Linked DNA regions of Homo sapiens: region 1 is linked to region 2. Evidence: chromatin contacts called from ENCODE Hi-C or POLR2A ChIA-PET data. All regions are on one chromosome and are shown on one strand. The core of a region is the stretch at or near the end of the contact, and the rest is flanking DNA. Distances in the headings are between cores, read along the strand shown.

Region 1 (3,792 bases), core at 214-2,713, 110 kb after region 2:
CGCCCATCTAAGATGCTGATATCTGCCAGCAAATGACTTTCCACAAAGACTCACCCGTGTACCCTCCACCAACCCATCCATGGTGCCATTTCCTCACACACTTGTGGCCCCTGAGCATGATTATTCTTCTGATGAGTGACCAAAGATAACCAGGTTCCTTGGTTCTGGATTACTTCTGACGGAGGCTGAATGTCCCCCACAGGGCCTGGCCACTTCCATCGGGATAAATGGCTACAGTGAATGTTTGCCTCTTTTCTGCCGCCCAGTTTCTTAGCCAACCCTTTTCTCGTCATCACCACAAAATCACAACAACTGTGTGTGTGTGGAATCCCTAGTAGGAACTGATGTAACTGAAAAGGCAAGAAGGGGGTTGAGTCCCCTCCTACCTGGTGCTGCAGAGAGTACCTGCTTTACGGCCAGAGGAGGAAACACTCTTCCACTTGGTTTCTTTACCTGCACAACAAGGAAGATAAAGAGGAAAGGTCATTAAATGCAAGTCAGCAAAGCTGGTTAATGGCCCTAGGAAGGTCTTCTACTCAGCAGGCATTGGAAACCAAGAGCTGGGAGGGCCGGTCCTAAGAGTAACACATGTGCACCTCACTCACGGTTTGGTTCTGCTAATCAGAGCGGTGGGACCCTCCACATCTGTCTGGGTCACAGGGTGCACCAGTCCGCAGAGCAGAAAATCATTTCAGCAAGTTGAGTCACATTCCTACAGCTGAGCACGCTCCATCCGAGGGGAGAAAAATCACACTTCCCCTCCCATTGTCATCGGACGAGGGTTTGGGGGGCCTAAATCCCATTGTCCACTGCTTAATTCTGGTTAGGTCATGCTGAGCACGGGGCCACAGGCCACAGAGCTATGCACCGCCCGGCCTGGGGTCCAGGCGAGCTTACAGCACAGGGGCCAAGCGGGAGGCAGGGAAGACCGGGCCGAGATGGGGCCGCTGTGTGTGGAGCAGCACTTGCAGACGCAGGTCGCGGGTACACGCGCTTAGAAGGAGGGGGGCCGAGACCATGGGGAGAGCAAGGGACACCAAAGGGCGCTTCGGGCGCGCCCCGCACGGGTTCTCTGCCCGAAACCCAGGGGAAAGAAACCCCAGCCCGCAAGTACCGTCTGCAAGAGGGCCGAGCACACGGGCTCCGGCATCAGGGGCCCTGGTACCTTTCAGCCGCGGCCGGTCTCACGGCCTCTGGACCCTGAGAGTCGTGGGCGTTCAGGGCCGACTCTGGCTTTTGGCCTCAGAGTACAGTCCTCCGCCTCCTCGCGACCCAGCGAGGCCACCGGAGCCAGCGAGGAGACGTGGGCCGCGGTGAGAAGAGAGAGCACCCGGCTCGTGTCAGGGCTGTAAGGTAGCTGCCGCTTACTCCCGGAAACCGGTGGCCAGTGACAGATGCTAGCGGTCCATAACTTCGGCTTTCATGCAGCTCCCGTCGTCCCTTTCATGAGGAACGTACGTGTGCGCGTAATCACGCACGTACGTACACCACGCACGTACGCAGGAGGCCCGTATTCAGCCACGCCTATACACCGCCAAATCGCTAGGAAGCCACGTATTCACGAAGCCACGCAGTGACGTCGCCACGCACGTACGCACGCACTTGCCACAAGGAGACGCTGTTCAGTTTACCGGATCCTGTCCCGCGCCAGCCAACCAGGACAAGGCCGGGGAGCTCGAGACAGGCAGCCTAGACCAAGAACCGGAAGGAGGAAAAGGAACCGGAGGGAGGAAGAGGAGGGGCGGGACGAGACCACCAGGCAGGATTTTTAAGCCCAGAGCTGCGAGACCAGCAGGAAGGAACTGGGAGAAACCAATGGGGAGGGGATGGGGGCGGGGCTGAGAGGAGGAGGGCGGAGCTGGGGGAGGGGAAGGGCGGGAGTGAGGAAACCGCTGGGGCGGGGTTGAGAGTGGGGCGGGGACTTGAGGGGATGGGGCGGGGACTTGGGATGGGGCGGGGACTCGAGGGGGTGGGGCGGGGCTGAGAGAAACCATTGGGGGCGGGGCTATGGGCGATCTGGGCGAGGAGAGGCTGCAGGAGGAGCTCGCGGACTCCTGAGAACCAGCGCGGGGAGGGAGGGGGCTGGTGAGAGGAGGAAGGTGGGGCTGAAAGAAACCAGTGGGGAGGGGTTGGGGGCGGGGCTTTGGAAGCTGGTGCTGGAGAAGCAGGGCAGGGCTGGGGGAGGAGTGGGGCGGGGCGGGGTTCGGGGGGGGCTGGGGCTCGGGGAGGGGTGGGGCGGGGCTGAGGGAACCGCCGGGGAGGGGCTCGGGGGCGGGGCTTTGAAAACAGCCTTTGGAGAAGCGGGGCTGGGGGGGCGGGGCAGGGCCGAGGGGAACCTCTGGGGTGGGGCTGGGGGGTGGGGTTTGCACGCAGCCACAGGAGAAACAGGGCGGGGCTCAGAAAAGGGTTGGATCGGGCTGAGAGAGACCGCTGAGGGGGGTGCTGGGGGCGGGGCTTTGGAAGCACCCGCGGGAGAAACAGGGAGGAGATGGGGAGAGGCGGGGCTCGGCGCGGGGCGGGGCTTCGGAGGCAGCCGCGGGAGAAGCAGGGGGGGGTTCGGGGCAGGGCGGGTCTGAGCGAAGCCATTGGGGAGCGGCTGGGGGCGGGGCCTTTTAACCAGCCGCAGGAGGAGCCGGGTGGGGCTGGGGCGGGGCGGAGCTGAGAGAAACCGCTGAGGATGGGCTGGGGGCGGGGCCTTGGAAGCAGGCGTTGGAGGGGCGGGGTAGGGCCGGGCCGAGAGAAACCACTGGGGAGGGTCTGGGGTCGGGGCTTTGCCATCAGTGGTGTGAGGAGCAGGCCGGGGCAGTGGGCAATTGAGCGAGGAACAGCTGCGGGAGGACTCCGCGGACTCCTGAGAACCAGCTTAGGGGAGCGGCGGCTTGGGGAGGTGTAGGGTGGAATCACGAGAAAGCTCTGTGGGAGGGCCTGGTGCACAGCTCAGCTGCAGGGTGGAGCTGAGGGAAAGCCGGGCGTTCCTGGAGGAGGAGCAGGGCGAGGCTGTGGCAAAGCGCTGTGGGAGCAGATGGGGCGGGGCTGCGGGAAAGAGCTGGAGAAGGAGGAGCCAAGCTGCACCAAGGCTGGCGGGTGAGAATTGCGGGGGAGGAGCTAGTGCAGAGCTGGAGGAAAGAGCTGAAAGGTTGTTGGGGTGGGCAGAGGGGTAGGAGAAGCGAGACGGGGCTAGAGGAGGCGGAGCTGGGAGCGGTGATGAAGGGGTAGCAGGGCGGGGCAGTGGGAAAGAGCTGTGGGAGGAGGAGCTGGGGGTAAGAAGCTGGGGCTGTGGCTGCAGCGGGGACTGGGTCAGAGCTTCTGGAGGAGCCGCCTGCAAGAGGAGGGCGTAGTTGTGGGAAAGAGCTGTGGGCGGAAATGGTTAAGTGCCGGGTGGAGCAGGGGCTGGCGTCGGAATAGCTGGGGCGGAGCTGCGGGAGGAGGAGCTGGGGGGCGGAACTGTGGGAGGAACAGCTGGGGCGGAGCTGAGGGAGGAGGAGCAGGGGGGCAGAACAGCTGGGGTGGAGCTGTGGGCGGAGCTGCAAGAGGAGAAGTTGGGGACGGACTTGCAGGAGGAAAAGCTAGGGGTGGAGCTGTGGGTGGAGTTGGGGGAGGGAGCTGAGGCCCTTCTGTGATGCACCCTTAGGCAAGAGTCCAAACTTTCCCGCGGCGACCTAACTGCACCTCCAGTGTCTTCCCCCAGAGGGCACAGAAGCAGCAAGAAGGGCGGGAACACTTGACTGGGGTCCATGCAGCTCTAGGCTGAGTCTTGCAGGGCTGAGCCCCCCAGGCCTGCTCTCCTGTGTC
Region 2 (4,186 bases), core at 1,464-3,963:
TTCAGGAGCTCTTGTAACGCAGGCCTGGTGATGACAAAATCTCTCAGCATTTGCTTGTCTGTAAAGGATTTTATTTTTCCTTCACTTACGAAGCTTAGTTTGGCAGGATATGAAATTCTGGGTTGAAAATTCTTTTCTTTAAGAATGTTGAATATTGGCCCCCACTCTCTTCTGGCTTCTATGTAGAGTTTCTACCAAGAGATCCGCTGTTAGTCTGATGGGCTTCCCTTTGTGGGAAACCTGACCTTTCTCTCTGGCTGCCCTTAATATTTTTTCCTTCATTTCAACTTTGGTGAATCTGATAATTATGTGTCTTGGAGTTGCTCTTCTCAAGGAGTATCTTTGTGGCTTTCTCTGTATTTCCTGAATTTGAATGTTGGCCTGCCTTGCTAGGTTGGGGAAGTTCTCCTGGATAGTATCCTGAAGAGTGTTTTCCAACTTGGTTCCATTCTCCCTGTCACTTTCAGGTACATCAATTAGACGTAGATTTGGTCTTTTCACATAGTCCCATATTTCTTGGAGGCTTTCTTTGTTTCTTTTTACTCTTTTTTCTCTAAACTTCTCTTCTTGCTTTATTTCATTCATTTGATCTTCAATCACTGATACCCTTTCTTCCACTTGATCAAATCAGCTACTGAAGCTTGTGCATATGTCACGTAGTTCTCGTGCCATGGTTTTCAGCTCCATCAGGTCATTTAAGGTCTTCTCTATGCTGTTTATTCTAGTTAGCCATTCATCTAATCCTTTTTCAAGATTTTTAGCTTCTTTGCGATGGGTTTGAACATCCTCCTTTAGCTTGGAGAAGTTTGTTATTACCGATCGTCTGAAGCCTTCTTTTCTCAACTCGTCAAAGTCATTCTCCATCCAGCTTTGTTCTGTTGCTGGCAAGGAGCTGCATTTCTTTGGAAGGGAAGAGGCACTCTGATTTTTAGAATTTTCAGCTTTTCTGCTCTGTTTTTTCCCCATCTTTGTGGTTTTATCTACCTTTGGTCTTTGACGTACAGATGGGGTTTTGGTGTGGATGTCCTTTCTGTTTGTTAGTTTTCCTTCTAACCGTCAGGACCTTCAGCTGCAGGTCTGTTGGAGTTTGCCTAGGTCCACTCCAGACCCCGTTTGCCTGGGTATCAATCACCCGAGGAGGCTGCAGAACAGCAGATATCGCAGAACGGCAAATGTTGCTGCCTTATTCTTCCTCTGGAAGCTTCGTCTCAGAGGGGCACTGGGCTGTATGAGGTGTCAGTCAGTCCCTACTGGGAGGTGTCTCCCAGTTAGACTACTCGGGGGTCAGGGACCCACTTGAGGAGGCAGTCTGTCCATTCTCAGATCTCAAACTCTGTGTTGGGAGAACCACTACTGTCTTCAAAGCTGTCAGACAGGGACGTTTAAGTCTGCAGAAGTTTCTGCTGCTTTTTGTTCAGCTATGGGCTGCCCCCAGAGGTGGAGTCTACAGAGGCAGGCAGGTCTCCTTGAGCTGCGGTGGGCTCCACCCAGTTCGAGCTTCCCAGCTGCTTTGTTTACCTACTCAAGCCTCAGCAATGGCAGACGTCCCTCCCCCAGCCTTGTTGCTGCCTTGCAGTTCAATCTCAGACTGCTGTGCTAGCAGTGAGCAAGGATCCGTGGGCGTGGGACCCTCCAAGCCAGGCGCAGGATATAATCTCCTTGTGTGCTGTTTGCTAAGACTGTTGGAAAAGTGCAGTATTAGGGTGGGAGTGTCCTAATTTTCCAGGTACTGTCTGTCATGGCTTCCCTTGGCTAGGAAAGGGAATTCTCCTACCCGTTGCACTTCCCGGGTGAGGTGATGCCCTGCCCTGCTTCAGCTCACAATCCGTGAACTGCACCCACTGTCTGACAAACCCCAGTGAGATGAACCTGGTACCTCAGTTGGAAATGCAGAAATCACCCATCTTCTGCATCACTCAAGCTGGGAGCTGCAGACTGGAGCTGTTCCTATTCGGCCATCTTGAAACTGCTCTATATTTACCTTTTAAAATTCTTGTTTCTTTTTTTCTCAGACGTTAGATATGAGTTCTAAATTTCTTTTCAAATAATTAATATGTCAGTATGTTCAATTCTTTGCTTTCTACTTTTAAACTTAACTTCCTCGTAAAGCAACCTTTTTCGATTACCTACTCCACCCTGACTCATTCAAATTACCTACTCCACCCTGACTCATTCCAATCACCTGTGCCACCTTAACTCATTCTGATCACCTGCTCCACCCTAACTCATTCAGATTACCTGCTACCTGCTCTGCCCTGACTCCCGCCAAAGCACTCAACCCAACATTCTCTTTAAATTAGCCAATCTGAATTTAGCCTGTGCAGGCTAACCCTAGCCAATAGGAGAATGACACAGCAGCAGGGGCCACATGCGTCAGGGATAAGAACCCCTTCCCCTCCCTTGTCCAAGTGTGCGCTCACCATTGCTCCATCTGTAAGGGCATACCCTTTTATAGAAGTAACTTGCCTTGCTGAGAATTAAAAATAAAATTTTATATTTGAGTGCTATTACTTTTGCTGCACTGAAACTTTATATATAACAATTTAGGGGCTGCCTGTGATTACATTCCCCTCTAGGGACGTTCTCTGGTTCTCTCTTGTGAGGAGGCACACCCCGCCCCCTTGTGGCAGCCTCAGGGGTGAGAAATCAAGACCCACCCAGTGTGAGGAATAACCTGGGCTCTCAGCAACGTGGGGGCAGGGGACTGGCCAGCAACCTAGCTTAAAGGATCCTCACATAGTGTGGCAACAACTCTGTGCACAGACCAAGGAAGGAGAAGCTGTGGGAGCTGGTAAAATATTTCCTTGGTGGTCAGGACCAAGGTAAGAAAGTTGCAGTGGGGCGGGGGCGGTGAAGTACTCCTTGGTCGGGGTGGCTTAGAAGTTAAAAAGTGGTGAGACATCCCCATTGTGGGGGATTGAACCTCACACAAATCTCCAGTAGTAGAAATGGCAAGAAACTTCCAGTGGGGAAATTGAGCCTCACCCCAAAATGCAAGAAATTTCCAGTGGGGACATTGAGCCTCACCCCAAAAAGGCAAGAAATTTCCAGTGGGGGAAATTTAGCCTCACCCCAAAAGGCAAGAAATTTCCAGTGGGGAAATTGAGCCTTACCCCAAAATGCAAGAAATTTCCAGTGGGGACATTGAGCCTCACCCCAAAAGGTGAGAAATTCCCAGTAAGGGAAATTGAACCTTGAACCTTACCCCAAAACCATCAAGATGAGAAATACCCCAAGCAAGACAGGGAGCAAGGAGGATAAAGATGGTAACAAAGATATCCCCCCGGATAGCCCCCTAGGTCTCATGCTAAAACACTGGAAGGATAATGAAGGGACTAAAAGAAAAAAGGAAAAAGCAACAAATGATACAATATTGCTGTTTTACTTGAACTCAGGGACCCATCCTCAAACCCTCAATCTTCTGGCTAAAGTTTAGGTCGAATGAGCATGTAATGTGTCAGCTTCTAATCCGATATGTTAATGATAAAAGTCCAGTGTCTCAAGAAGAACTAGGCTATGGAGACAAGGACCTGCCCTCCTTTTTCCCTTAAAAACAAATAGGGAAGAACCCAATCTGGCACCTCAAAATGAAAAGTCAGAGGAGCCAGCTCTCACGCCTAAACATTCCAGCGCATGAGATCCTCTAGACTATCTTCCCCCATTCAGTGTCCCCAATCTTTCCCCTCAGACAGCCACTGACACCTCAGATCCCATTCCAAATCCCCCTCTACTCATGTTATCCCTCCTCCTTATAACCCTGACTCTTGGGAATTACCATTCCATCAGTCTGTTCCCTCCCGACCTAAATACCCCTGTCTAAAAGGACTCCAGTATGAGGTAGAACGATGTAAAAAAGATATTCAGAATTTCCCATTTCCCTCTGTACCTAAGGGGTTAGCCCTGATCCTCTTACCTTTGAAAGAGGTACCACAAGGAGGGTGGGGGGAGGGGGGAAGGGGGCATTGGATTTGTAAATGCTACCCTACCGAGTTCAGAAGTCCACAGTTTTAAAAAAGGAGCTTAAATCACTACTAGATGACCCTTACAGAGTGGCAGACCAAATTGACCAATTCTTAGGACCTCAGTTGTACACCTGGGTCGAGTTAATGTCCATCTTGGGCATCCTCTTTTCAGAGGAAGAAAGAGTAGCTCCACTCCTGCCAGTCCCTCCCCTAGGGAAAGGGGA

The links. Hi-C counts contacts between places; a loop is a spot of excess contacts on that map. ChIA-PET counts read pairs that join two places held with the same protein, here RNA polymerase II (POLR2A). Pooled maps may share reads with other maps.
Region 1: a pooled map shows a loop between it and region 2 (5-fold over the local background). The contact joins the promoter of EOLA2 here to the promoter of LINC00850 in region 2. A Hi-C loop is called at or near these places in 8 of 50 pooled maps. POLR2A ChIA-PET finds 5 or more read pairs at or near these places in 4 of 52 experiments (AG04449, GM10248, MCF 10A and 1 more).

What each region holds. Positions count from the first base shown.
Region 1 is chrX:149,937,028-149,940,819 of GRCh38, forward strand. EOLA2 (endothelium and lymphocyte associated ASCH domain 2) reads right to left here and starts at 1,464. Exons shown (of 5, transcript NM_001013845.2): 1 at 1,166-1,464; 2 at 406-453. It overlaps EOLA2-DT (EOLA2 divergent transcript), which reads left to right and starts at 1,521. Exons shown (of 12, transcript NR_027456.1): 1 at 1,521-1,759; 2 at 3,632-3,792. RefSeq lists silencers at 1,910-2,179, 2,290-2,369, 2,650-2,709, 3,360-3,469.
Region 2 is chrX:149,822,995-149,827,180 of GRCh38, forward strand. It overlaps LINC00850 (long intergenic non-protein coding RNA 850), which reads left to right and starts at 2,714. Exons shown (of 3, transcript NR_109813.1): 1 at 2,714-2,822.